2 separate regions of the Homo sapiens genome follow, and region 1 is linked to region 2. A link is an interaction called in ENCODE POLR2A ChIA-PET data of the cell type or tissue named here. Cell type or tissue: MCF 10A. All regions are shown on one strand.

Region 1 (2,500 bases), 610 kb after region 2:
TGGGGAACAGGATACCTTCCACAAGAGCAGAAGAGCATTCCTAAGGAAGGCTGGCAAGGCACACACTAGGCGCACTCTGTCTTACGGCAGAACCTAGGAATGATCTGGTTCCGAACCTCCTGCACCTCTCCTTGTTTGCAACTGGCGGGTCAGACTGAGTTCTCTCCATTACGAAACATTTTCTCTTATATTTTTAAAGCACTTGTTAGTTGTCTTAGTTCTTTATACCAACATTTAAACCTTCAGAGATTTTAGAAAACTTAATGTTTTACTCAGAACACTAGATATTTTTTCTCTCCACTCTGAAGAGAGTGATACCAAGAAGAGTGGGAACGTTTTCAGGCACAAGCTCTTTCTCAGATGGGAACACAGACCCCTTGAACAATGATGAACCAAGCTACGGGTGTCCGGCCTTGGATCCTGTGTTTTCTGGAACTTTGCTGCCAATGAGGTGAGTAACCAGAGCCCTGTGGTGGGTTAAGGGGCCTGCTGTTGACCTAACACACCTGTCTCCTGGGGCCTGCTGCCACCTCTGCTCTTCTCACACTGCCTTGTCAGTGCCTCTGGCTTTGTCCCCACTGTGCTTGTTGTGAGTAAATCTCAGATTTGGGGGAAATGCATACTTTCCAATTTCATTAGCAATACACTTTCAAATGCGCCTGTGACCAAGAAAAGGATAAACTGCAAACTGCAGTTTGTAAACGAACAAAATCCCTTCTTTCTGAAGCCCCTGTGATTTGCTCTGACACCTTCCTGTCAAATCTAAACAGAGTCCACTGGGTAAAGACACCTGTGCAACCCTGCCTGCTGGGCTGGCATCCATACCCACACGCACACCTGGATGCTCTGACCTTGCTGCTGCCTGTTCCTTCCTTGTGGGGCTGGACATCCTGAGAACAGGGCCTACATTTAAAGTTTGTGATGTTTTTGAAGCCAGCAGTGCTAACCAAAGATGCCAGGAAATGAGGAGGAGCAAAGAAAGTGACATAATTGAGGGAAGAAATATGCCTGCACTGCCCTACGTGGGAGGCACTCTCATAGCCACTCTCATAGCCACTCTCAGCTACTGGAGCTTAAGTTACTTACAATTAAATAGAATTAAGAATTAGCTGGAGAAACCCCGTCTCTACTAAAAATACAAAAAAATTAGCCAGGTGTGGTGATGCACGCCTGTAATCCCAGCTATCCAGGAGGCTGAGGCAGGAGAATCGCTTGAACCGGGGAGGCAGAGGTTGTGGTGAGCCAACTTCGTGCCATTGCACTCCAGCCTGGGCAATGAGCGAAACTCTTGTCTCAAAAAAAAAAAAAGAATTAGCTTTAGCTTCTCCATCATTAGCCATATTTCAAGGGCTCAGTAGCCAAGATACAAACTATACAATGTTTCCATCATTGCAGAACACCCTCGGGGCCAGCGCTGGGCTGGGCAGCCTCGCCTTTTTCCGGGCAGTGCGGCCAGCATTGTTTCCTCAGAGCAGCTGCATCCAGACAAGGGAGGGGTTCCCAGTTCATCTACATTCTTGGGCCATACTCCTCCACCTGGGGTTTGCCGAGCACTGCACTGGTACAACAGGGAGCACAACACAGAACCAAACTCACTGCTTCCCTCCCGAGGACGGAGGGGTGTGCTGCTTAAGGTGAGACGTGGATGCAGCCAAGCAAACTGGAAAACGTCGAGTTTTGAAAACTGCTTTAAGTAAAAATATTCTGAATAAAATTAGGTAAATGGCTTCCAAATATGGCCCATTTTAAGAAATCACTATCTAAGCTCCTCATTTAGAAACAAAGACTCGATCAGGATTTTGACTCTCCTTATGACCTTGCTGAAAGGAGGAAAAAACACAAGAAAAATCATTTCTTTGCATGAAATCAATGTGCAAGGACGGAACCCCCTGGCTGGAAGAGATCCTGGGAGGTCTTTCCCTTTGTCTTCATTGTTTTAAACAAAAGCCACCTCCTTAGAATTTGTTTTTAAGCCACATTCTGTATTTCAGATTTAATACTTAGTTTCTAAAACTGCTTCTTAGGTAATAGTTCACTTAGTCAACCCCTGCCTTACTCCACAGACTTAAGGTGTTTAGTATGCACATAGTTCAGAATGAATACCTGAAAGTAGGTAGCACTGCCTGAAGACTTTCAGTAGTCAAAGTAGAAAAGCAAACACAGGTGTTTACACAGTTCACAGTGTAAAAAGGCACAGAGCTGCAGTTTACACAGCACAGGGTTCCTCCTCAGATGGAAACTTCAGCAATTGTTCTCACATGGGTTTTCATACTTGAAGATGTAATAGATGGCATTTAATGATACTAAGTTTCAGATTTGGGGAAATATTACATTTGCAACTCAGGCAAGTGTATACATAAAATATACAAGGAAAAATAACACTAGAATGATGGTTATCATGAGCAACCAACTTCGTTTCTCAGGTTTCAATGCAAGCCCAGGTTCTGATCATTATCATCTCATCTTCTGCCTGCTTCAGTTTCTCACCTCCAAATGGAGC
Region 2 (2,500 bases):
TTGGAGAACATGTTCTGCATGGTTCAGTTACTTTTAGTCCTCTGAAGATTGTTTCCTGGCCCATAGATATTATAAATAAGGCCTACCGGGTCCCTTGGCCCTGAAGTCCATGGCTAGCTGGCCTATTTCTCCCCATCTTTCAGAGCTTTCTTATATTTGTCTTATACTTACTGTCCAAGGTTTTAAGTTGTACTTAGCAGGAGAAATAGAGAAAAGTATGTCTAATTCACCCTCCGGGAAGTGAAGCCTCTCCCTAATGGTATTTTAAAGCAAATACTGTCATTTATATGCACATCAGTATCTAGGCCTAAATGATACGCAGTTAAGCATTACTGCAGATGCCTAAAGCCTACTACTTCAAAACTGCACAGTGGCTGTGAATGGCAGGTACTATAGTCTGCATTTTTAGATAAGGAGGTGGAGGTTCATAGGGGTTACCTAAATGTACAAATTACATGGTTATTCCATGACTGTGAGACTTTCCATGTGCTTTTTAGTTGTGACATTAGGTCACTTCTAGGTTAGACAAGACAAAGTGAAACATCAGCCCTGTATAATCTGCCCATGGCTGTGGAGTCGGCTGATGGAGCTGAAACTCTGACTTTGCCACTTACTAGCTACTCAACTTCTTCGTGTCAATTTCCTTGCCTGTAAAATGGGGGTAACAGTAAGAGTGACCCATAGAATGTGACTGTGAAATGGAAGGAAATCATAAAGATCAGGGGACACATTCTGTATGGGCGAGCTACCTCTGTTATTACTGTGCCCTTGGAGGAGTCTCACAACTCCACTTGACTTTGCAGAGTGGGTGGGGCCTCCTGGCAAGGGCACTGGCTCACCACACTGTCTGATGAAAGCATCCACTAAGTCAGCACTGTGTTATCTCTGTGCTCCTTGTGGGCTAATGTGAAGTTGACCCTCCCTGGGGACTGCTGAAATAAAAATCTAGAAGGCTCACATTAATATTGTTATCATGTCACCTTTTTATATTTAAAGGCAAAGCCCTGACTTCTTCTGTGTGAATATGTACATGCAGATAGTACTCAGGACAAGTTGAAGCCACTGGAATCTAACACATGCTGGTGTGCAGAGCCATCCTCATCCACACATAGTGCAGCGCTCATCCACGCACAGGACATGGAGCTCATCTCCAGGCTGGGACAATCGGGCCAGCATAAGACAGCCAGGCCACTGGGTACCCCACGCTGAGCACCCAGGCTTCCTGCAGCCTCCTAGACCCTTCTGGAGTTTAGACGGGGCTCCACATTCTCTTATGCTCAATACAGTGATCTTAGAGGCCTCCCTCAGGAGCTGTTAATGAGTTTGCAGGCTGTTTCTAGTATTTTATTTCCTCAGGCTTATTACCCACCTTCCACTGTTTGTCATCTACCTATTTCAAACAAACCCGGTTTTGGTGTTGCAGGAGAAGACAGGATTCCAGGCCAGAGGGCTAGATGCCAGCCCAAACCCACTGAACACTTTCAAGCTAGGAGCCAAGTACAGTCACCTCCATGAGGAGGAGGGGTTACATGGGGTGGAAGGGACATCCCTCTTTCTGCATCTATTGAAATGATAAAAAATATAGAACAGATGCATGGCTACCTATGTGTGAGTCCATCATGCTAATGCATATTGGAACATACACACTTCTCATGTAATGCTCACATAATGTAGACATTAAAATGCAGCTTATTTTAAATTTCAGTAGCACTTACTGAGAAATACAGGCAGTATAACTGCTATATGCTACATATGAAGAGAGCAATTTATGGTCCTGAAACCATAAAGGGAATTTTAGGAGAAGGATGTCTTTCTATTACATAGTCCACAGGCTTGGTTTACTATGGAGAAAGAGAGAGAATGGAGCTAGCTGTCATGATCACAACACTCCTGGGTAAGGGGTAGATGAAAATACAAGTTAATGAAAGTCTCAGTCTCAGGTAACGTGCCTAATAACCATTAACAGCAGCCTTCACTAGGGCAAAAAAGCAGCAGCGTAATGAACGAAACTCCCAGAGAAGAGTGATTTTGAAATGTGCACGAGCTTTAGGTTTACATTCTCTCTCCACCTGCCTGAGCTCGGCCTTGTCCTGGACTCTCAGGCAAGTCCTCAAGTCCACCCAGAAGAAGTGCACAGTAACTCGCCCTAAACACCGCCCACTAACACTCTCTCGCCTGAGCCAGCTATGCAGACAGACGGACGCGATCAGGCCATGGACAGAGCCCCTGAGTTCCTGCAGAGATCCAGGGACAGTGATTAGGCACCCACTAATAACAGACAGGAGGGGCCACAAGGTACGTGTGAGAAGGCAGCTGGGGTGGCAGAGCTGGGGCGCCCGTGCGGCACAATCCCCACAGAGAACGTGAAGTGTGGGGTGGGCATTCTCGTTTCTTCAAAAGCACCAATGCTAAGCTGCCCGACAGTCACCACTGATGGTCCCATCAACTGCATATTACAGGAGGGTTCCCCACAGGATGCCAGGCAGCGATGCAAGGCCAG

The links. Peaks named below come from ENCODE experiments on the same cell type or tissue, not always from the same donor. Only the 100,000 strongest peaks of a DNase experiment are listed, where the experiment ranks them.
Region 1: POLR2A ChIA-PET joins it to region 2 with 5 read pairs; 2 of 35 experiments call an interaction of 5 or more read pairs at or near these places.

What each region holds. Positions count from the first base shown.
Region 1 is chr7:47,949,415-47,951,914 of GRCh38, forward strand. It overlaps a transcript of PKD1L1 not described here. Among named protein-coding and RNA genes, the nearest start is that of PKD1L1, 2.2 kb to the left of the region's middle. RefSeq lists an enhancer at 2,129-2,258. In MCF 10A, no CTCF peak of the experiment used is centred here; a DNase peak (open chromatin) is centred at 1,477.
Region 2 is chr7:47,342,062-47,344,561 of GRCh38, forward strand. The region is part of intron 20 of TNS3 (tensin 3); the gene reads right to left. Among named protein-coding and RNA genes, the nearest start is that of SNORD151, 120 kb to the right of the region's middle. RefSeq lists an enhancer at 2,282-2,500. In MCF 10A, no CTCF peak of the experiment used is centred here; no DNase peak of the experiment used is centred here.